2 separate regions of the Homo sapiens genome follow, and region 1 is linked to region 2. The links are chromatin loops, found by intact Hi-C in ENCODE. Cell type or tissue: heart left ventricle. All regions are shown on one strand. Links, peaks and the distances in the headings refer to the core of each region. The heading gives the core; the rest is flanking DNA.

Evidence for each region. Hi-C counts contacts between places; a loop is a spot of excess contacts. Peaks named below come from ENCODE experiments on the same cell type or tissue, not always from the same donor. Only the 100,000 strongest peaks of a DNase experiment are listed, where the experiment ranks them.
Region 1: a loop joins it to region 2, with 7 times the contacts of the local background. A loop is called at or near these places in 5 of 110 quality-filtered maps.

What each region holds. Positions count from the first base shown.
Region 1 is chr3:38,172,571-38,189,082 of GRCh38, reverse strand. It overlaps OXSR1 (oxidative stress responsive kinase 1), which reads right to left. Exons shown (of 18, transcript NM_005109.3): 2 at 5,968-6,080. Among named protein-coding and RNA genes, the nearest start is that of OXSR1, 15 kb to the right of the region's middle. In heart left ventricle, for the core only: no CTCF peak of the experiment used is centred there; no DNase peak of the experiment used is centred there.
Region 2 is chr3:38,127,332-38,135,767 of GRCh38, reverse strand. It overlaps ACAA1 (acetyl-CoA acyltransferase 1), which reads left to right. Exons shown (of 12, transcript NM_001607.4): 3 at 1,759-1,816; 4 at 3,763-3,842; 5 at 4,130-4,172; 6 at 6,380-6,478; 7 at 7,902-7,982. Among named protein-coding and RNA genes, the nearest start is that of ACAA1, 5.6 kb to the left of the region's middle. In heart left ventricle, for the core only: a CTCF peak has its summit at 3,957; no DNase peak of the experiment used is centred there; H3K27ac peaks cover 1,392 bases.

The DNA of each region.
Region 1 (16,512 bases), core at 4,482-9,481, 50 kb before region 2:
AATGATGACATACCTAAGACATCCAATGAGTAAATCTGTCTAGGATAAGAAGTTCATGTTTTCAACACATATTAACAATACTAAGCACCTACTATAATCCCTACTACGTGCCAGGTATAGTGCTAGGTACTCGATCAACATGGGGAGTCCTCATGAAACTTACAGTTTGGTAAAGAAGTTAGACAAATACTACTTTACAATACAGAATAATAAACAGCTTGACAGGGGAAGTACTAGACACTACATGATTTCATTGGAGAGGCACATTAAAAAATAGGAGTCATAACATGGAAGGCTTGGAAGTTTCCTGCATTAACACTGCAACAGGAAAGGTAAGTAGGTTTTTAAGATTGTTGATTGTTTAATTACCTGGGACTAGATCATAAAGGACTTTGAAAGTATATTTAAAAATCAGGCTTCATCCTAACAGCAACGGAAAGATATCAAAGGTTTAACTATATTATACATTTTCATAAATTACCCTTGGATACCACATAGAAAATCAATGAAGAAGACAAGACTGGAGACAAAGCTTCTGTTTAAGCTGTTGCCACCATGTGAGTGAGAGATGATGGAGAAATGATAAACAGCTAATTTATCAGTTCTGATTACTGTACTACAGTTATATTAATATTAGCGCAAGTTGGGTGGATAGCATAAGGAAACTCTGTACTACTTTTGCAATTCTTCTGTAAGTTTTAAGCTATTTCAAAAGAAAAGGTTAAAAAAGTTAGTGACAGTATGAATGAAAAGGGAAGAGTCGAGATAATAATAGAGAGGTACAAACAATAGGATTTGGTGACTAACTGATAGGGAAGGTGAAGGAAAGAAAAATCACATGAGAGAGTGACAATGTAAAGAGTTAGGGTCAAATTGTGGAAGGTCTTAAATGTTAAGCTAAGGGTTTTGAGCTTTAATCTGAAAAGGGGAGTACTACAAAGGGTTTTCTAGCAAAAGACTATCAAAAAAACACAAAATCCAAAGATGAAAAGGGGCTTAAATATTCTTTTTCTTGCCTTCTATTCCTTTAAAGGGGGAAGGGGGAATCTTCTTGTACCTTAACTACCAGTAGAGTTATCCTTTCCTCCTTTCAAAAAGAAAAATAAATATATAAATGATTCACAAGAGTGGTATATGAATACTGACTTAAATTACCCAGCAGCTTCCTCAACCACCTATAAAGTGAATTCCTTTATAGGCCAGGTACAGTGGCTCACACCTATAATCCCAGCACTTTGGGAGGCCGAGGTAGGAGGATCCCTTAAGCCCAGGAGTTTGAGACCAGCCTGGGCAACAGAGTGAGACTCCGCCTCTATTTAAAAAATAAATTAATAAAATAAATAAATAAAGTGAATTCCACCCCTTCTAATGAAACTGCTTTCTTGAAAATCTTTTATTGTCTGCTAGAGCCAGATTTTTTGTTTGAACTATTTAGTTCTCCACCTCAAGCTTTCTGAAGCCTTTTTTTTCTAATGGTAACTTTTTATTCCTTCGTGAAACTCACTCACCATCATTTCTACCATTACTTTCTGGTTTTCTAATTCCCTAAATGTAGTCAGTTTTCCTCCATTTCACACACCCAAATAATGTTAATTTATTCATTCATTCATATAGGATAAACAAAATAAAGTCTCTGCCTTAACTGAGTGCTCATTCTACTACTAATGTATTTTCCATCCAGGAAATCTGTGTTTTCCTTTCCATTACCACCATCACTGCCTGAATTTAGAGTCTCGATATCTCTGTATAGCACAGTGTACCTCAAACTATGTGTTGTAATCTATGTGGGTCATGAAATAAATTTAGTGGATTGTATTTTAAAAAGATGAATAAATAGGATAGAAAATGAGAGTATATTCTATATAATATGAAAATGTTTCAGTTATAATATTTATGAATATATATCTTTAAATACCAGGTAATGATAGAATGTATCTCTCTTAGTGAGGGTCTTATTTTCAAAGTTTTATAAAGTTGTTGGTCTAGACCACAGCAAAGCCTACCAACTAGTCTCTTTGCCACTGATGTCTTACTCCTTTGCAATTCACTTTGCCAAATATTACAGAACTAATCTACTAGGATGGCTATGACAAAAAAAGATGAACAATAACAAGTATTGGTGAGGATATAGAGAAACTGAAAAGCTCATATATTGCTGGTGGGAATGTAAAATGGTACGGCTACTTTGGAAAATAGCTTGGCAGTTTTTCAAAAAGTTAAACACAGAGTTACCATATTACCCAGCAATTCCACTCTTAGGTATATACTCAAGATAATAAAACACAAATGTACATATGAAGACTTGCACACAGATGTTCATCACAATATTACTGATAAAAGCCAAGAAGTAGAAACAGCCCAAATGCCCAACAACTGATGAAAGGACAAACAATATGTGGTATATCTATATAATGGACTGTTATTCACCAATAAAAAAGGAAAAAAGAACTGATACATGCTACAATATGGATGAACTTTGGAAACATGCTAAATGAAAGCCAGACACAAAAGGCCACATATTGTATGAACCTATTTATATGAAATGTCCAGAATAGGCAAATCTATGCAGACAGACAGTAGATTAGTGATTGCCTAGGGCTGAGGGGAGGAAAGAATAAAGAATGAGTGGTCATGGGTATGGAGTTTCTTTTTGGGGTGATAGTGGTGATGGTTGCACAACTTTGCGAATAAACTAAAAACCATAGCATTATATATTTTTAAAGGGTAGATTTATGATACATGAATTTTATATCAATAAAGCTGTTATGTTTTAAAAAGTATTATAAAACTAAACTTCCTAAAACTCAGTTCTAATGAAGTCATTTCCCTTTAAAAAAAAAATCTTCAAAGACACTTGCCTCTATTTCTGTAGCTAATCAATATTTCCTATCAAATAAAATCCTAATTTTTTCACTTATTATTTCTTCTTTATGGTTTCTAGGCTGTCTACTATTCTTTCCTGATTTTAAACCCCTGCCAAGCAGACTTGCTATCTATGCCTGTTTAAAGTCTACACAGCCCTGGTGGCCCAGGCCACAAACATTTCCACAAAGTCCTCCATTTTCACAATTAGAAGCTCTCTTCCTCCCCTTTCTTTCACATGACTTTTTTTTTTTTTTTTTTTTTTTTTTTTTTTGAGACAGGGCCTCACTCTGTGTCACCCAGGCTGGCATGCAGTGGCATGAACGTGACTCACTGCAGCATCAACATCCTGGGCTCAAGCAATCTTGCCACCTCAGCCTCCCAAGTAGCTGCAATAACAGGTGCATACCACCATGCCAAGCTAATTTTTTATTTTTCATTTTAGAGATGGGGTCTCACCACGTTGCCCCGGCTAACCTCGAACTCCTAGCCTCAAGTGATCCTCCTGCCTCAGCCTCCCAAAGTGGTGGGATTACAGGCGTGAGCAACCACCCCTAGCAGCAGGTTCTTAAATATTGGATTTTATTTTAAATCTTGCATTATATAAGTTTTGTGCCGTTTCTTGTTTGTTTTTTGAGACAGAGTCTTGCTCTGTCACCCAAGCTGGAGTGCAGTGGCACAATCTTGGCCCACTGCAACCTCTGCCTCCCAGGTTCAAGTGATTCTTGTGCCTTGGCCTCCTGAGTAACTGGAATTACAGGCGTGCACCACCACATTCAACTAATTTTTGATTGTTTTAATAGAGACAGGGTTTTGCCATGTTGGCCAAGCTGGTCTCAAACTCCTTGGCTCAAGTGATCCACCCGCCTTGGCCTCCCAAAGTGGTGGGATTACAGGCGTAAGCCACTGTGCCTGGCCCTGTGCAGAGTTTTTACTTAGTTTGTTATAACTGTGATTTGGATTTATCCATGTTGGTGTTGCCTATGGTTGTCTTTGTGTCGCTTTAGTGAGAGATTTCCAAATGGATTTAAATGTAATGAAGACAAATTCTGTCGAATTATATAGTTATATGTGTAAGTCGTATTCAATTTTTTTTTCAGAGATGGAGTCTTACTCTGTTGCCCAGGCTGGAATGCAATGGTGCGATCAATGTTCAAGCAATGGTAGGAGAATTGCTTGAACCTGGGAGGCGGAGGTCAGAGTGAGCCGAGATCGCGCCACTGCATTCCAGCCTGGGAGACAGAGCGAGACTCCATCTCAAAGAAACCCAAAAAAAAAAAAAAAAAAAAAAAAAAAAAAAAAAAAAAAAAAAAAAAAGAAATGTTCTTTCTACTTTTGAACTAAGATTATAATCATTTTGTTAGTACTATACTAAGCAGACAATAATAGACTTAAGTCAGAAAGACCTGATTTTTAATCCAGACTCTATCACTTATTATATGATTTACTTCCTTCATCTAGAAAACAGCTACTACTTAGCTCATGGAGATGTGTGTGAGGTTAAAGTACACTGAAGTACCTAGCACTGAAAGATGTTTGCTATTATCATCAAGTGAACTTAAGTTATTTAAACTTTGAGCCTCAGCTTAATCATGAAGCAGTAAATAATAAGACTTTCATTCATTTTACTCTATCCTTATGGATTAACTAACTGGCAAATTATAGGTCTTCATATTGGACTTCCCAAATTCTAGTCTTAATATGTAGGTTAACATTTTTGTTTTTCTTTAACAGAATTAGTTCGCAGTTTATCGACTTCTTTTATCATCACTGCAGTTCAAGTGTCCAAATGGTGCTCTAAAGTATTATTGTATGTATCAATCCAAGATCTTAAAATAAGATTTCGATCAGCATTTCCTTCGAAGTATGCATTCTCTCACCAAAGATGGCTCAAGATCATTCCAGCAGCCCACTCCTTCAGCTCCTGCTCGTACATTACCAATTCCTAAAGAAATACATTTGTCTCGTCCATCTCATATATAATTATATATTATGCAATATATAATTCCATTACCTCTTTTTCTTTAATTCCAATTATTCCCTAATACTCAGTACAGACACCACCAGAAATAAAATACAATTTGGGACAGTGAAAAAAACTTCTGGATGGGCAGGTCATTCCAGTTCTAATACCCGACCTTTCTAGCACTAGCTGTATATGCTCTTAAAGAAATTACTTAATAAAGTAACAATATTAGTTCACATTTGTATGGCAGTTTAGAGTCTTCAAATACTGTATCATTTGAGCCTCAAGAAAAACCTCAAAAGGTATCCAAAGCAAGTATTATTATTTTCATTAAGCCAAAGAAACTGAAAATTTTGAAACAATAATAAGTAATTTTAAAAACTAATTTCCCTTGCTGAGCACTTACTATATACTTAAAACTATTCTGGGTAGCACAATGCCTAAAAAAAATACAATACAATCCCTGTATGGTTACATTTTAATGTCACAGAACATTCTTACAGCTATTGCTTGGGACTTCCCTTTCTTCTTCCTTTCCCTAGCCTTTGAAGAAGCTAATGCTGCCTGGGGGTCATTCTATCTCTTGTCTTATATCCAGCATTAGAATGAAAGTTTAAAAGGCCAGAGCCTTTCAAAGGATATTCCACTTGACCCAGGAATCACAATTCCATGGTATTATTTTAAGGGAATAGAAAAGCAAGCATTGTTTATAACAATAAAAAAGAGGAAACAAAGTAATTAGCAAATATCATAGTTAATAAAGTGTGGTCTATTCAACAGAATACTATAAACACACTGTAAATGATACTGATCCATATTTACAGACACAGAAAAAGTTCTATGATAAATTATTAAATGAAAAGAGCAAGAATCTGACTACATTATCATAAAAATACAAATATATTCAAATGTTCACTCTGAAAGGTTACATATTAAATGTTAGTCTCAGAGTAAGAATATTATAACTAATTTTTTTCTACTTATCCAGACTTTATAAATTTTACAATGAATATTATTTATTAATGAAGAAATCATAAACTTTTTTAAAAAGAAACAAATCAAAAACTTCAAGTTATTTCCCATTGTAATGTGAATATATGAGTATATCTCTCCATTTCAGAAGTATAAGATGTGCATACCAGGAGTTCATCCATGCTAGTTTGACATTTCTCAAGGTTTATCCGTTTGATTGCCACTTTCTCCTTTTTAGGGGCACAATAAGCTGCTTGGACTACAGCAGTTGCTCCACTCCCTAAAAACAAATACATAAAAGAGTAAATAAGTAGATGGATATATAAAAACATGACATTTCTAATTCCCATACAATTTAAACAAGAGTAATCCTTATCTTGTTCCTACAGCGCATAACAGATAGAGAAAAATGCTCTAAAGAGTGTCAGTTAAAACAAAAGCCTCAACCATTTCATATGTACTGCCAATAAATACCAGTGCAAAAAAAATATCTAAACTGCTAGTATTCCAGTTCCAGGATACAATGGCATAGGCTCACATTTCCTCACTCCTCTCCTCCAAATACAACTAAATAGCCTAAAAATAATTCAACAAACAATCATAAGAGGGCTCTGAAAGGTAGAAAAGAGAGAGGTAGACTAGTTAGGGATCTCAAGACTTCAAGAAAACACCACAGTAAGTTCACTGGGTTTTCCCTTTATCTCCCAAATATCCCAGACTGGACACCAGAGAGGCTTGTAAACTGGAATGAACACCAAAAATGGATGGATAAGGCAGATAAAGACAAATAAATAAATGAGAAAACTCTGCTCTCTCTGGCCAACAGTCTATGAAAGGGGCAGCTCAGCAGAGACCTAGCAGAGAGATACATTTTCCAGTCCCCATCCAGGACAGTGGTGAACCCAGTCCTCCCCAGCATCAGCAGGGTCTCCACACTATGCCTGAAACAGTAGCAGGCCAGATTCTCCACAGCGCCAGCCAGGTGTCTACCCCACACGTGCGGCAATGTCAAGCCAATCTGCCCTTAGCAGCAGCAAAGCCAGGGCCCCACATCCACAGGTCAGCCCAGGCAGCTGCAGAGATAGAACGGGAGTTCTAGAGGTGCCAGAAGAATAAAACAGAAAAAAATAGCATTCCAAGAGATCTGAAAACTGAATTACCATAGGATTACAGCTCACAAAAGTAGGACAAGAGCTATACACTAAACTTAAATAGGGTAACTACCTATTAAAAGAGAAGAATTAAATAGGATCAAGAGTCTCAGCCAGGTGCAGTGGCATGCACCTGTAATCCTAGCTAATCAGGAGGCTGAGGCAAGAGGATCATCTAAGGCCAGGAGTTAGAGACCAGCCTGGGAAACATAGCAAGAACCTGTCTCATTAAAGAAAAATAAAACAAAAAAAGTCTCCTAACATAATAACCTAAATGTCCAAGGTACAATAAAAAAAAAAAAATGACATGTCATACCAAGAACCAGGAAAAGCACACGTGAATGAGAAAAGAAAAAAGATGACCACACGATCGTACTGATGCCAACACCAAGATAAATCAGATGTTGGAATTACCTGACAAGAATTTTAAAGCAGCCGTCATAAAAGTGCTTCTACAAACGACTACAAAATCTTTTGAAACAGGCCGGGCATGGTGGCTCACGCCTGTAATCCCAGCACTTTGGGAGGCAGGCGGATCACGAGGTCAGGAGATCGCGACCATCTTGGCCAACATGGTTTAAAACCCCATCTCTACTAAAAATACAAAAATTAGCTGGGTGTGGTGGTGGGTGCCTGTAATCCCAGCTACTCGGGAGGCTGAGGCACGAGAATGACTTGAACCTGGGAGGCGGAGGTTGCAGTGAGCTGAGATTGCACCCTTGCACTCCAGCCTGGGTGACAGAGTGAGACTCTGTCTCAAAAAAAAAAAAAAAAAAACTTTTGAAACAAATAAAAAACAGAAAATCTCAGCAAAGAAGTAGAACTTACTTTTTAAAGTACCACATGGAAATTATACAACTGAAACATACAATTATCAAAATAAAACATTTGCTGGACAGACTCAATAGCAGAGTGGAAATGACAGAAGATAAATTTGGTGAACTTGAAGACAAGATTAACAGTTTGCTCTATCTAAACAACAGAGAGAAAACAGACTAGGGAAAAAAAAAAAAAGAACAAAGCCTTAGGGAATGGTGGGATAATGATAAAAGATCTAAAATCCATGCGTTAGGTAGAATAACGGGCCTCCCAAAAATGTACATCTTAATCCCCAAAGCCTGTGAATGTTACCATATGTGGCAAAAAAGGACTTTGCAGATGTTAAGGATCTTGAGATGGGAAGATTATCCTAAATTGTCTGGGTGGGCCCAATGTAATCATAAGGGACCTCGTAAGTGAAAGAGGGAAGCAGGAGGGTCAGTCAGAGGAGATGAGACAATGGAAGTAGTCAGAGTTATAGCCAGGCACAGTGGCTCATGCCTATAATCCCAGCACTTTGGGAGGCCAAGGTGAGCAGATCGCCTGAGTCCAGAAGTTCAAGACCAGCCTGGGCGACATGGCAAAACCCTGTCTCTACAAAAAATACAAAAATAATTAGCTGGGCGTGGTGGTGTGCACTTATAGTCCTAGCTACTTGGGAGGCTGAGGTGGGAGATCATTTGAGCCTGGGAGGCAGAGGTTGCAGTGAGCCAAGAACACGCCACTGCACTCCAGCCTGGGAGACACAGTGATACTCTGTCTCAAAAAAAAAAAAAAAAAAAAAAAAGTTGGAGCTATACAGACATGAGCCAGGGAGCAAATACGGACACATGCCTAAAAACACTGTTTGCATTATGAAAACATACTAAGGGATGCCAGGCACAAAAGTCTGTATATAGTATGATTCCAGTTATATGAAATACCAAGATTATAAAAATCCATTGAAGCAGAAAGTAGATTAGTGGTTACCAGGGTCTGAAGAGGGAGAAATGGGGAGTACAGCTAATGAGTACAGTTGACCCATGAACAATGTGAACTTGAACTGCACGAGTCCACTTAAAGATTTTTTCCGCCAGGAACAGTGTTTCACGCCTGTAATCCCAGCACTTTAGGCGGCTGAGGCTGGTGGATCACTTGAAACCAGAGTTCGAGACCAGGCTGGCCAACATGGAGAAACCCTGCCTCTACTAAAAATACAAAAATCAGGCTGGGCACAGTGGCTCACGCCTGTAATCCCAACACTTTGGGAAGCCAAGGTGGGCAGATCACAGGGGGTCAGGAGATCAACACCATCTGGCCAACATAGTGAAACCCTGTCTCTACTAAAAATACAAAAATTAGCCGGGCATGGGGGCACACGCCTGTAGTCCCTGCTACTTGGGAGGGTGAAGCAGGAGAATCACTTGAACCCGGAAGGTGGAGGTTACAGTGAGCTGAGATTGCGCCACTTTCCTCCAGCCTGGGCAACAGAGCAAGATTCTATTTTGGGGAAAAAAAAAAAAAAGATTATTTCCAATCAAATGCAGATGGAAAATACAGTATTCACAGGATGAGAAACTCACATATATGGAGGGCTGACTTTTCACACAATGAGGGTCCTGCAGGACTAACTGCAGGACTTGAGTATGCATGAATTTGGGTATACTTGAGTATGCATGAATTTGGGAGTCCTGGAACCAGTCCCCCACATATACTGAGGGACAATTGTACATTGTTTCTTTTGGAGTTATGAAAACATTCTGGAATTAATGGTGATGGTTGTACAACTCTGTAAGTATGCTGAATTGTACACTTTAAAAGGATAAATTTTATGGTGTGTGAATTATATCTCAATAAAGCTGTTATAGGCCAGAAATAATGACTCACGCCTGTAGTCCTAACACTTTGGGAGGCCAAGGCGGGAGGACTGCTTGAGTCCAGGAATTCGAGACCCGCATGGGCAACATGGCAAGACCCTGTCTATGAAAAATAAAAAAATTAGCCAGGCCAGGGCGGGAGCTCATGTCTGTAATCCCAGCACTTCGGGAGGCCAAGGTGGATGGATCGCTTGAGCCCAAGAGTTCAAGATCAGCCTGGGCAATATAGTGGGACTCCGTCCCTACAAAAATACAAAATTTACCCAGGCGTTATGGCACACATGTGTAGTCCCAGCTACTAGGGAGCGTGAGGTAGGAGGATCGCTTGAGCCTGGGAGGTTGAGGCTGCAGTGAGCTGTGGTCATGCCACTGCACTCCATCCTGGATGACAAAGCAGGACCCTGTCTCAAAAAAAAAAAAAAAAAAAAGCCAGGTGTGGTGGTGCACGTCTGTAGTCCCACCTAGTATAGAGCCTGAGGTGGGGAGGATCACTTGAGCCTGGGAGTCTGAGGCTGCAGTGGGCCATGATCACACCACTGCACTCCAGCCTGAATGACAGAGAGAGACTCCATCTCAAAAGTAAAAGAAAATAAAATAAAGCTGTTATTTAAAAATCCTTTCAAGTGTGCCAACACATTTCTAATACTAATGTGCTACAAACATTAAAAATTTAACATGAGGCCGGGTATGGTGGCTCATGCCTATAGACCTAGCACTTCAGGAGGTCATGGCAGGCAGATCACTTGAGCTCAGGAGTTTGAGACCAGCCAGGGCCACATGGTGAAACCTCATCTCTACAAAAAATACAAAAAAAGAAAAAAAAAAAAAAAAAAAAATATATATATATATATATAGCTGGATATGGTGATGCAGGCCTGCAGTCCCAGCTACTTGGGAGGCTGAGGCAGGAGAATCGCTTGAACCCAGGAGGCAGAGGTTGTAGTGAGCCGAGACCACCCCACCACACTCCGCCTGGGTGACAGAGCAAGACTCTTGTCTCCAAAATAAAAAATATACATATATGATTTACACATATAACTATATAATTCGACAGAATTTGTTTGTTACATTTAAATCCATTTGAAAATCTCTCAATAAACACAACCATAGGCAACACCAACATGGATAAATACAACCATACATACAACACCAACATGAATAAATCCAAATCACAGTTCTGACAAACTAAGTAAAAACTCTGCACGGGGCTGGGCACAGTGGCTCACACCTGTAATCCCAGCACTTTGGGAGGCCGAGGTGGGCAGGTCACTTGAGCCAAGGAGTTCGAGACCAGCCTGGCCAACATGGCGAATCCCTGTCTCTATTAAAACAATACAAAAATTAGCTGGGTGTCGTCGCACACATCTGTAATCCCCGTTACTCAGGAGGCCGAGACACAAGAATTGCTTGAAGCTGGGAGGCAGAGGTTGCAGTGAGCTGAGATTGCACCACTGCCCTCCAGCCTGGGCAACAGAACAAGGCTCTGTCTCAAAAACCAAACAAACAAGTAATGGCACAAAACTCACATAATGCAAAATTTAAAATAAAATCCAATATTTAAGAACACACTTCTGGGGGTTGTGGCTCACATGTGTAATCTCAGCACTTTGGGAAGCTGAGGCAGGAGGATCATTTGGGGCCAGGAGTTCAAGACCAGCCTGGGCAACATGGCAAGACCCCGTCTCTAAAATGAAAAATAAAAAAATTAGCCAGGCATGGTGGTGCACACCTGTAGTCCCAGCTACTGGGGAGGCTGAGATGGGAAGATTGCTTGGGCCCAGGAGGTCAATGCTGCAGTGAGCCATGTTCACACCACTGCACTCCAGCCTGGGTGAAAGAGTGAGACCTTGCCTAAAAAAACAAAAAAGAAAGAAAGAGAACGAAAGGAAGGAAATCAAAAAGAAAAGAAAAGAACATATTTAGCATTCAATAACATCATCCCCTAGTGTACATAAACAATTTTGACAACAGTTTAGGAACATTAACTTATTACTTGATAAAAATCATTCAACAGGCTACTATTGAAATAGTTTGCAGTTGATCTGCTTCTTGGCTGAGCTCCCTTTGTTATGTGTGTAAGACAGAGAGGCAGAATGGTAGTGTTTGCCATTAAGTTCCCTCCCTCTCAGATCCCATCCTCTCTTAATTATTTCTGCATAGAAGCCCTGAAGAAAGTTTAACTGCTTTCTCTTGCCTTCAGTGAGAGGCCACTGGCTGACTCTTGGAAACACCACGGAATAGGAGAAGGAAGCTAATCATGCTGGTCACAAATCTACAAGAAAGGCATTTCTCAAGTCACAGGAGACATAACATGGCCTCTGCAAGGTACCTTTGGTCCCAGATAACAGACATCTTCTAATATGCAGATGTGTTCACTGATTCTTTGCAATATTTTTACAAATGTACTATCCAGTGGTGTTCTTTTTAACCAGTATTAGTTCTCAAAGCAGCTATTCTACCCCTGGATAATCTAACACTGATTGATTTATCTTATATACATAAAACCTGAAATATATTAATAGCATGTCCTATGTAAACCAAAACCATGCTGGGGTTAAAAATGTAGATAAAGAAATGTTTGATTTTAACTTTAGTTATTATTTTCTAGTCATCAGTAAACACAGAATCAATTTCACTAATAACAATACACCAAACATATGTATTATCAATCATAATTGTTTAGATACTAAAGTATCTTTCTTTCACTCAAAGATTCATTCACTTAATGAACAAATCTTCTCATGAGCAAGATATTATGCTCTGGTGTGATTTAACAAATGGTCAAATGACAAGATGCTAATGTTTCCCACACCCATTGATAAAAAGGGATTTGCAGGCTCCAGTTCTTCTATGCTAACAGTCACTTTCATCCATCTTCATATTATCTTCCCAAAACAAATGTCAAAATAATCTTCAGCAATTGAAAAGTATTTTAAGGTTCTAACATAGAAGATTATGGTAATGCGGTAAAAACTCACTACTTTTAACAGTAATTCAGAATAATCAATGACGTTCTCTCATTAGAAAAAAATTTACTTCACAGAAAATAGCAATTAATAATGTAAATACGATATGGAAGAATATCTAAAAGTTTTATCATAATTATTTTAACTATTCACCAATATTTTGCAATAATCTAATAATACAGAAGGATTAGAGATACAAATAAAAAATATTTCATCTCTTCTTCAAAGCAGGGTTCCTTAATACAGTTGTTTAACCATTTACTGGGTTTACCATCATTCTTCTTGATGTAAATAGGATCAAATAGAAAATATCAGTATACACTGCACATAACAAAAACAAAAGTTATTTGTAAAACTGTTACTTCAGTATAAATATTCATACATACGGGTAAAAGGTATCTGTTAGGAATGGTTTAGTCTGCTATAATAGGATGTTTTAGAAAAAAAAAATTTTTTAAAGAACAAAAGGAATGGTTTAGTCAAAGTGTGATAGCTACTTCCCTAATGCCCTCGACTAAGCATTGGCCTAATCTGAATACCAACACCATGGAAAATTTAAAACAATTTGCAATAAAACATCCTAATTCAGCCTTTCACTACTTCACATTGGCACGCCTCCTCAATGCCCCATCCTACATCCTCACTTCTTCCACTCTTCTTCTGTCCTCTCCTAGTTAGTTCTTTAACTGCAACCAACGTTAGCCTACGTCACACAGCAGAATAAATTAATGTGCAGAAAATATGGATGAAACTTCTCCTTAAATCTTTCAAACTGGGTAACTCTACTTCTTGAGACAGAGAAGGATCTGCCCAAGCATGAGCAGGACTAAGAAAAAATTTCAGTTTCTCTCCGCTTTACTAAACTTAGAAATTTAAGAGAGAGAACGTAGGGCCGGGCATTGTGGCTCCCACCTGTAGTCTCAGCACTTTGGGAGGCCAAGGCAGGCAGATCACTTGAGCTGACAAGTTTGAGACCAGCCTGGCCAACACAGTAAAACCCCGTCTCTACAAAAAAATACAAAAATTAGCCGGGTGTGGTGGCACACGCCTGTAGTCCCAGCTACTTGGGAGGCTAAGGTGGGAGGATGGCTTGAACCTGGGAGGCAGAGGTGAGCCATGATCATACTGCTGCACTCCAGCCTGGGCAACAGAGCGAGACCCCACCTCAAAAATAAATTTTTTAAAAAAGAGAGAGATAATGTAAAAGTAGATATTCCTGTCAGGAAAAAATGAATTAAATGAATCAAATCAAATGAACACATTTTCTCCTAAATTGTGCCCAGCCATCACTATAATAGGCTTATAGTCTAAAGATTTTAAAGTATATTTTAGTAAGGTTTTGCATTCACTGAAGAAAAGCACTAGCCCAGGCTGTTTTGAAAGATGACTAAAGTATTGTCACCTGAACCACACAAAACATAAGAATTTACAATTTTGTTAACCCCTTTTCTAAATAAGGTCTCTTGTCAGAGTCATGTTGAAAATTAACTGGCAAAACATCTGTAAGAATAGTCATCATCATAAAAATCATGCTATTCTCTCCATACAAAGATGAAAATAAAGACACTGCCATATGCTTCAAGTAAGTATTCAAGCAGCCTGATGGTTTTGCAATGAATCATCACTCGCTCTCCTGTTCACTCTGGTGATCTCCCATCTGAGCGGATGGCAACTCCATTCTTCCAGATGCTCTAGCCAAAAATCTTGGAATCATCTTATCTTCCCTTTCTCTCACATCTAATCCAACAGCAAATCCTCCTAACTTCAAAAAATATGCTATATCCAGAATCTGACCACTTCTCACCATCTCCACTACTACTTCTCTCCCCTGGATAACCTCCTTCCACCCTTGTGCCCTTATAAAACTATTCTTCATATTGCAGCCTGAGGTGTTTGTTTGTTTGTTTTTGAGACAGTGTCTCATTCTGTCACCCAGGCTGGAGTGCAGTGGCGCCATCTCGGCTCACTGCAACCTCTGTCACTCGGGTTCAAGCGATTCTCATGCCTCAACCTCCCGAGTAGCTGGGATTACAGACATGCACCACCAAACCCAGCTAATTTTTGTATTTTTAGTAGAGATGGGGTTTCACCGTGTTGGCCAGGCTGGTCTCAAACTCCTGGCCTCATGTGATCCACCTGCCTCCGCCTCCCAAAGTGCTGGGATTACAGGTGAGGCACCTCGCCCAGCCTGCAGCCTGAGTTTTAAAACGAAAGTCAGGTCACGTTAAATCTCTGTTCAAAACCCTGCAATGATTTTCAGTCTTACTCAAAGCAAAAGCCAAGTTCCTACAACAACTTACAACCTGACAATCAGGACCAAGCATCCATACCACCTTACCTTTCTAACCTCTTCACCTATCTGTCTCTTCACCTTCTGATTTACTCTGCTCTAGCTGCCCTCAAACCTCCTTAGCATTCCTTAATCACATTAGCATGCTTCTGCTTCAGAACCTTTGTTCTTGTTGTCCTCTGCTTGGAACAAACTTCCTGCAGATAACCACATCATTCACTTCTTCACCTTCTTCAGGTCTTTCCTCAACTGTCATCTTCTCAGTGAGGTTTTCCCTGACCTAAAACTGAAACCCCACCTCCACCCCTAGCAGTCCCTAACCCCTTTCCCTGCTTTTTCTTCTTTAGAGTTTCTAGATTATAAACTCTGTGAAAGCAGGCATTTTTTGTGTTTGCTTCATTGTTTTATCTCCAGCATCCAGAACAGTGCCTGGCACATAACAGGAGTTCAAGAAATATTTGCTGAATGAATTAATCACATAGTGGGGTATATTTTCAAGGAAAAAAAATCTTGTTTGGGGCAGAACACACACAGAAATAGCCCAGTCTTCATGGGTGTTATTTCATCGTTACCATCATGTACATTAACATTCACTGAGCATCCATTCTGTGTGCCAAGTCTATGCTGAGCACTTTCTTTACTTACATTTCTTCTTTTCATCTAATCATTACAATAATTCCATGTGATAGGTATTCATGGTCTTACAAGACAATGTAAGTAAAGCAATGTAATTAAGGTAAAACTTAGGTCATACAGTTAGTTAGGCAGAGTAGGGCCTAGAAATAAGAACTACCTGAGTTTCAACATTATGCTCTTAATCAGTAGGCAACTACCTCTTCAGATTAAAGCTAACATTTATTAACTGATTACTATGCATCAGGTTAAATTATTTACTTGCAATACCCTATTTGACTATTTTCATTTTAAAAAAAAATGAGGCCAATATTCTTAGTTGCTTAGCAAACATACAATTTCCCCTTCTTTAGTAAGATAATCCTGACCTATTTTGTTTGAAGTAATAATGTGTCCAGCTAAAGCTTCATTTTGCAGTCTGCCTTGCAAATGACCAAATTATACAGTTCTGGCCAGTAAAATAGAAGTGGAAGTCACTGAGTAAGGCATCTAGGAAAGAAAGCCTTTTAAAAGAGAACCAACTCAGCTGTCATGTGTCTTTGTCCTTTTGCCATATTCTTCTGGACAAGAACACAAGCATGAGTCTAGAGGTGGAACAACCATCTTCCAACTATGAGAAGGAGAGTCACCTGCTAAGTGTGGTCGCATGAAAAAACTAGGAGCCTGGGTGCCTGACAGCACCTAGGCTGCCACCTCCAGTCTTCTTGTTATATAAGGGGGAAAAAGGATTTTATTAAGCCACTATTATTTCCATTTTCCCCACATGCAGAGAAATGTAAGCCTTATTTGATACAACACTATGAGGTTGTTGGCCCAATGCTGGCCTCATAGAAAATGTCACCTTAGCTGAGTCTCCCAATCAATGGAAAAATACACTATTAAGCACCACTCTATTGAAAGCACGAAGTCCTTCACATTTATGGAGGCGCTAAAGGTAAGGCCCTGGAATCTGTATTTGAAAACCACAACTTTAAACTCAAAATGTGTGGCTAGTAAA
Region 2 (8,436 bases), core at 1,588-6,587:
CAGTTGAGATAAGAGGAAAGCATCTGTCTCCTGCTTGTCCCTGGGAATGGAATGTCTTGGGTGTAAAACCCAACCATACATTCTATTTACTGAGATAGGAGAAAACCGCCTTATGGCTGCAGGTGAGACATGCTGGCGGCAATACTGCTCTTTACTGCACTGAGATGTTTGTGTAAAGTCAAACATAAATCTGGCCTATGTGCACATCCAGGCACAGCACCTTTCCTTAAACTTACTTATGACACTGAGTCCTTTGCTCACATTTTTTCCTGTTGACCCCCTCCCCACCATTACCTTATAGTAATGGTATATAATGCCACATCCCTCTTGCCAAGATAGTAGAGATAGTGATCAATAAATACTGAGGGAACTCAGAGACCAGTGCTGGTGTAGGTCCTCAATTGCTGAGCACCAGTCCCCTGGGCCCACTTTTCTTCCTCTATACTTTGTCTCTGTGTCATTTCTTTTCTCAGTTTCTCGTCTCCACCTTGCGAGAAATACCCACAGGTGTGGAGGGGCAGGCCCTCTTCAGGCAAAACGGGGTGAACAGGGTGATGGTGGGGAGAAGGTCAGCAGGAAAACATGTGAGTAAAGGAATCTGCATCATAAATAAGTTCAAGGGAAGGTACTGTGCTGAGATGTGCATGTAGGCTAGATTTTTGTTTCTCTTTACCCAGACATCTCAGTGTAGCAAAGAGTAACAGAGCAGTATTGCTGCCAGCATATTTCGCTTCCAGCCACAGGGCGGTTTTCTCCTATCTCAGTAAATAGAACCAATAGTCGGCTTTACACCGAGACATTCCGTTCCCAGGGATGTGCGGGAAATAGAGGCCTTCCTCTTTTACTAATCCTCCTCAGCACAGACCCTTTACAGGTGTCGGGCTGGGGGACAGTAAGGTCTTTCCCTTCCCACGAGGCCATATCTCAGGCTGTCTCAGTGGGGGGAAACCTTGGACAAATACCCAGGCTTTCTTGGGCAGAGGTCCCTGCGGCTTTCCACAGTGCATCATGTCCCTGGTTAATAGAGAATGGAGAATGACGATGACTTTTACCAAGCATACTGTCTGCAAACATATGTTGACAAGGCACATCCTGCACAGCCCTAAATCCCTTAAACCTTGATTCAATATAGCACATGTTTTTGTGAGCACAGAGTTGGGGCTAAAGTTACAGATTAACAGCATCTCAAAGCAGAAACAATTTTTCTTTGTACAGATCAACATGGAGTTTCTTATGTCTTCCTTTTCTACATACACACGGTAACAATCTGATCTTTCTTTTCCCCACAATCTTCAGTCCAGCCCTCTATTCCACCCCTCACCTTGAAATACAGCAATATGATATGGCAAGAGTCTTATCCAGCGGATGCCACCCCTAGGTCGGCAATCACTGTTCCACCTCTCTGGGGTGACAGCAGGGCTCACAGGAGGATACCTGGGGAGATGTGCATTTTCAGAAACTCCCATTTCACTTTTAAGGGCAGACAACCTGCCCATCTGTGCTGATTTGGAAAAGCTGGGTGCATGGGCAAGTGAGCGTGGGACCCTCAGGGACAGGAGCTGGTGGATGACCAGGACAAGCTGTTGTATGGCTGGCTCTCCCTGCCCCAAACCCTGATGTTCCAGAGTTGCAAGTGAGCCTGCCAAGGGCTAGTGTCCCGAAGAAAGATCTGGAATGCCTCATCTCTGGTTTTCACAGCTATACTTTAGTGCCCAGAACACCACCGCCTGGCACTGAATGAAAGTTTGTTGTCCACAGGAAATGTGCTGCAGCCTGGGGCCGGGGCAATCATGGCCCGAATCGCCCAGTTTCTGAGGTAAACTTTTCTAGTTCTAGCCATGGGTTGGCCATTTTGACACTTTACTGGGCCCAGGCCCCAGGAAACTCAGTGTGCAGGTTGGGGAGGATAAGGTTGGACACCAGAATGAGGCAACGAGAGTCCTTGGCTCCCTGCTCTTGTGGACTCAACCTCTCCCCTACTTTGAAGTGCTGAGCCACGATACACAAAACCTTTGGGACTGGAGCAGAAGTTCTCTGTAGCTTGATTTTTAGCCAAAGCCAGGTTGTCATTTGCCTTTTGTGAGTGTGGACTCTGTCCTCATTTGTCAGGTGAGTAATCAAGTAAGAATGCTGAAAAGTGACTTTCAGCCTTTTTACTAGTTGAGCTGAGAACTCCAGTCATATCCCACTAGCAGAGACTTTGGGATAGGGCAGAACCATGGGGAAGGAGGACCCTCAGGAGGAGACCTGGTCAACTTTCCTTTAAGCGCCTGCAGGGTAAAGAGTGCTTAAATTATTTTCATGTGTAGATTTAAGAACTGCTTGGCTTTGTACTTCTAGATGCATAAATAAATAAATAGGAACATTAGCTAGTGAAGGAACAGGAAAACAACCCTCTAGGAACTGGGAGAGGTTTAGACTGCCCAGCCTGTAGTTCAAGGCCCCCTACAATCTGGCTCCAGACTTACCTTCCAGCCTCATCTCCTAGCTGCTTACTCACCTTGACTTTTCTTCGTTCAGCCGGCTGTGGGCCTACTGTCTTCCCTGATATGGTCATTCTGTCTCCTTGAAGTGCTAGCCCTACCTCCTCTTTCTGCCCTAGACAGAAAGACAAACCCTGCCTAAACACAGTCTCACCATTTTGGCATGAGTTATCCAGGCTCTCAGGCTGAAATTGAGAGCCCCTTCCTCTCCAGCAGTAGCCATATACTTCCTTGTGATGTGGTTTGCCCTCTTGCCCTATTATTTCAGTCTCTGATAGTTGATTCATTTTCTGTGTGTTGGTTGGGCATCCTCTAGGGCACAGTGTTATAAGCATCGCAGCATCCCTCAGGTGATGCCTTGTGGTAAGTAGGTATTTAGTGAACACTTGGTGGATTGAGTGAAGGAATGGTAACTACCTGCTAGGGAGTTAAGGGACCCTGGAAGGGTCAAACAGGCTGCACAGGAGGCTATCCCCCTGAGAGAGTCTCTGCAGAGCCTGGCCTGGGCACTAGTTCAGAGGTTCCCAACTCTGGCTACACACCAGAATCACCAGGATGCTTCCACTCCCTCAGATTCTGAGTCTGTGGGTCTGAGGAGGTCTGGAAATTTCCCTAGGGCTTTGTACTGTTGGCCAAGGCAGGTTACATCAGGAGGGGAAGCCCTACTAGCTTCCAGGGCTAAGACCAGTATGAGAGTCTTGGGGAACCTACCAGAGCAATGGATGTTAGAATATATGATGCCCATCAGAGTGCTTCGTCTAGGTGGGATCAGGCTTTCAAGAGTCCATGGGAACATGCAGGGTTAGCTATATGATTACTGGTAAGGCCGAGTGGTCCCTGGCCTCAGACTTTAGGCATTTCTTTTGCTCTGGTGCTCTGTCCCAGCAGCAGTTCCTTTTCTCTGTTTTTTGGGGGAAACAGAGATACACAGTTTTCATTTCTGAATCTTCAAAGGGAGAGAGAGAGAAGGATCCCTGTGGCCCAAACAGGCTTCCCTTGCCTTTGGGCTGTGCTTGGTCTTTGATTGAAGATTCTCATAGGAGTAGAAGGGAATGTGCTTGTGGGGCCCTGGGGAGCAAGTGCCTGCAGAGATGGGGTCTGCCCAGTAGCTGCTCACCCCCATTCCATGGATCTGGCCTGGCATGGGAGCAGAGCTGCTGGGTTTGTTCCCCTGCCCTTTACATCCCTTGAGGGGGGCAGTTAGAAGCATAGGACTGCTTTCCATGAGAGCCTGGCATGGAATTGGGGGCTGATTCTACTTTCTCACCTTCTGTTTCAGTGACATCCCGGAGACTGTGCCTTTGTCCACTGTCAATAGACAGTGTTCGTCGGGGCTACAGGCAGTGGCCAGCATAGCAGGTAAGTTATGACTGGGTGGGTGCCTTGGTCCTGGACCTGTGGGTTTGGGTCAGCAAAGTCGCTGTCTGCCGGGCAAGCAATAATTACCATTTCTGAGGACTCTAACCACAGAAAGAGTGCAGGAGCGCCCCCTACCACTGCCCAAAGCCTTTTCTGAACACTCCTGGGTCTTCCATTTCTGAGGCTGGGGCTGAGTCCCATCTAGAGACCAGGTGGGGAAGAGGCTCCACTGCTTCCAGAACAGGTGGACTCTGGCAAAGGATGTTTATGAAATGCTTTTGTTACAGGTGGCATCAGAAATGGGTCTTATGACATTGGCATGGCCTGTGGGTAAGAATTTTTTTCTGCCGGAGCTTATTAACCAACTTGTGACAATAAAACTAATTTTCATCTGAGTTCTCAGAGGCCATGATTTCAGGATTCCCCCCATCCCCTTTAGGCAGCTGGCCACGAGTGGGTTCTCACAAATGCAGGTTAAGAGTGGCTACCAACTCTGGCTGCTCAGGAATCACTCACACCTCTCAGCACTAGCAGGGGAGGGGAATTGGCCTCTAAAAGCTTACTTTCTTGGAAATCTTTCAGGCTGGAAAAGGTGGGAAAACATTTTGAGAAAATCCAGCATTTGGGTTTCCTTTGGGGGCCCTTGTTGATTCATGATGCTGCTGAGAGAGAAGTTGCAGTTTGGGTTCCCTAAAGCCAGGGACAGCGCCTACTGTATAACTAGTTTGTTCATTTTACTAGGCTGTCTGTCCCTTTGTCTCCCCACCTTGGAACCAGTGTGGAAACTTCCAGCTGCTTATGGGCTATGAGGGACATAATTAGATCTGTGGTGGTTTGGTCACTGTCACCTTCACCTAGACTGTGGCTCCATCATTGGCTGCAGCAAATGGAGCTGCAGAAGTTGTATTTGGCAGTGCCTCCAGGGAAGGTCAGGGCACAGGTGCCCAGGCTTGGGTGGGCATCTGGTGCTGGGAGGGCAGGGGAGTAAGGTCTTTGGCAGGCTGGGGGAGGTGAGCAGCCCCAGGGTTCTGACATGCCTCCGCTGCCTTTCACATCCTCTTTAGGGTATTTCTTGAGAGGACGCATTGCTGGCCCCTGTCCCAGGGCTGTGGCAGCTGTCACTGAGTTGTAATGACCTATGTCTACAGTTGTAAATAAAGCCAAAGACCACTCTGCAAGGACTTTGGCTGGGCAAAGGCCACTGCCGTTTGATTTCTCTCATGCTCTTCTATCTTACTGGGTGAGAGGTGGCATGGATAACTTGAGAAGGGCTGGAGCTTTTATGAGTTTCTTAGAGAGTATCTGATTCCCAAGCAGGTTAAGGATGATGGTACTAGGATATTAAGATCTGGGCCAGGCCTGACACCCACATCACAGGCTGACTGTTCTCCATAGACTTTGATCAGCAAGTATTTAACACAGGGCACTCTAGTTGGAAGTGGGCTCTGGGACCAGACTACCTAAATGTGGATCCAGGCTGGGTCACCATGGATAAGTTATACAGTCTCTCTAGACCTCAGTCTCCTGATCTATAAAATGGGGATACCTAGCTCAGCTCTGTTGAAGTTGAGAAGAATAAATGGAGTAATAGCAACAGTTTACACTGTGGAGTATTTGTCTGTCATGTGACTGACACTGAAGCACTCTAATATCTCAAAAGAATTCAGAATAGTGCTGGGCACGTGAAAAGCACTCAGTCAAGGTTATCTGTTATCATCCCTTGAGGTGTTAGGGTCCCCCATGGCCTCAAAGCCCTTTTTTGACCACACTACACTGCCGTCTCCTTCCTCTCAGCTCGTAGCACTTCCTTGTCTATGCAGGTCTGAATGCCCTTTGAGCTCAGCTTTGTGGTTACTTTTATTTTTATTTTATTTATTTATGTTTTTGAGACAGAGTCTCGCTCTGTCGCCCAGGCTGGAGTGCAGTGACACGATCTCATCTCACTGCAAGTTCCGCCTCCTGGGTTTACGCCATTCTCCTGCCTCAGCCTCCCACCCTGGCGCCTGCCACCATGCCCGGCTAATGTTTTGTATTTTTAGTAGAGGCGGGGTTTCACCATGTTAGCCTCATGATCTGCCCGCCTTGGCCTCCCAAAGTGCTGGGATTACAGGCGTGAGCCACCACAGCCGGCCTGTGGTTACTTTCAAATTGTCTCTTCTCCCTTCTGAATTTGTGGGCCCTGAGGGCAGGCCCTGGCTTGTGGATGTGTTTCCTCCTCTGTGGCTGACAGCAGAAGGCTTTTCTCTGGAATTGCCAGTTGGCTGATTTAGCAGTGTATAGGGAAGCATAGCCCTGCCCCCAGGAGTGTTTATTGTGCAGTGCTCTGTCCTGGGGTGGGGGTCGAAATAGAGACAGGGCTCAGTACTCGTGGCTGGGCCTTGCTGGCCAAGTGCCCTGCCTGTGACTCCCAGAGGCCCACTGGTCTTCCTAGGGCTCCCTGGCTATTTCCTAGCACTTGCCAAGTGTTCAGCTATCTCTGGAGGAGTCCTGCTAGGGCCCAGTTCACCTTACCTTCTCCTCCTCTTCCTCCTCCCCAGGGTGGAGTCCATGTCCCTGGCTGACAGAGGGAACCCTGGAAATATTACTTCGCGCTTGATGGAGAAGGAGAAGGCCAGAGATTGCCTGATTCCTATGGGGTGAGTGCTCCCATAGCTCTGTGTGCTTGTGCCCTCTCTGCCTGGGGCAGGGAGCCAAGGAACTTTTATCATCTCTGTGGCTGGTGGTGCCAAGCCTTGGCCTCCTTCCTTTGGGCATGGTCTGCTCCGCAGGGACTTTGGGGATGAGACTTGATGTTGCCCTTGACTTCCATTTCCTGAAGGCCCCAGGTCCTCTCTGTGCCCCCGAGTTTCCAAACATCGCCCACCTTGTCACTCCCACACTGAGGTGCTCAGTCATAGGAAGGACAATGGTAGCTCCACTCCAAAGCCTTGGGGGCCTAGAAAGTTGAGAAGGCAGTGGGAAGCTTGTGACGACAGAACATGCTGGTGAGGGGAATTGGGCCCTGTCAGGTGCAACAAGAAAAGTATGTGGCATTTGGCCGGGTGCGATGGCTCATGCCTGTAATCCCAGCACTTTGGGAGGCCGAGATGGGTGGATCACAAGGTCAGGAGATCGAGACCATCCTGGCTAACACAGTGAAACCCTGTCTCTACTGAAAATACAAAAAATTAGCCGGGCGCGGTGGTGAGCGCCTGTAGTCCCAGCTACTTGGGAGGCTGAGGCAGGAAAATGGCATGAACCCAGGAGGCAGAGGTTGCAGTGAGCTGAGATCGTGCCACTGCACTCCAGCCTGGGTGACAGAGGGAGACTCTGTCTCAAAAAAGAAAAAAAGAAAAGTATGTGGCATTTGTATGGAACACTTTAGCTTCTCTGAGCCTCTGGGCCATCCCCAGGGTCTTTGGGCCAGGAGTCCTGGATCCACTAGACATATGAGGAGACTGAGGCTTGGAGAGGGGCAGTGCCATGGCTTCTTTCACATACTGTATCTCCAAGGGAAGCCTATAAAGCCAGAAGCCCAGGCTGGAAGGCCTAGCTGTGGCTCTAGGTTCTCAGGATAAGCATAGACCCCAGCCAAGGTGACCAGGAAGCTTAGGTTTGGCCTTTCCAGAGGAGATTTGGGAGTCCTCATCTCCCTACATTGCAGCAGTCTTCCTTGAGGCATAGGAGAAGCTGGCCAGGAGTAGCCAACTAGTGCCCCCACCCAGGCCCTCCCCTGCTCCTTTTCTACCCTGCGCTGAGGCAGCTCACCCAGGGAACAAACTCCTTTCTGCAACTGCCCCCATGCAGGCTGCCCTCTCTTGAAGAAAGTCTCTTTGGTGTATGAGCTTCTCAGGATCTGGCCAGCATTGCTGACTTCCCTATCTGTGCCTTTATATCCACTTTCAGGGCAGGCTGTACCATATCCTGAGTCATCACTACTGTCTGTGGCATGGACTGGCCCTTACATCCTGTCCTGCCTACAGCCTTGGGAACCCAAAGTTCCAAGCACAGCTCTACAGCCTGGTCCCTTCCTCTAGGCTGTCAGACCAATGCCCACACTATCTGCTGTTTGTGTTCTAGGATAACCTCTGAGAATGTGGCTGAGCGGTTTGGCATTTCACGGGAGAAGCAGGATACCTTTGCCCTGGCTTCCCAGCAGAAGTGAGTGCTGATTGGGGAGGAATGTTTAAAGGGCTGGAGAGTGAGGTTTTGAGTCTATCTAAGTGGTCTGAAGTGGCACCATTTCGTGGTTACTGCTGGGCAGTGAGTGCTTTCCAGGCCTTGTGCCACCCAGGTTGGGGGTGGGAAGTAGGAAGTGTCAGGGCCACTGTGAGTTGGTAGTACTTCCAGGTTCTATTACTGTCTGTTCACCCTGACTTTGCCCTAGCTAGGCCTCAGTTTCCCCCTCTGTTATTTTCTGGCTGCGGTTTGGGGACTGGACATTGTAGCCTGGAGTGTGGGGCCAGCAATGTTAGGGACTCTGGCATCCTAGCTTCTGGACCATGCTGGGTCTGTGGCAGCATCCTGAGGCAAGAACTGAGGACGATATCAGAGAAACCCCAGGGGCTCAGGCAGGCTAAGATTGGCAAGTCCCGGCTGTCCAGAGAGGAAAGCA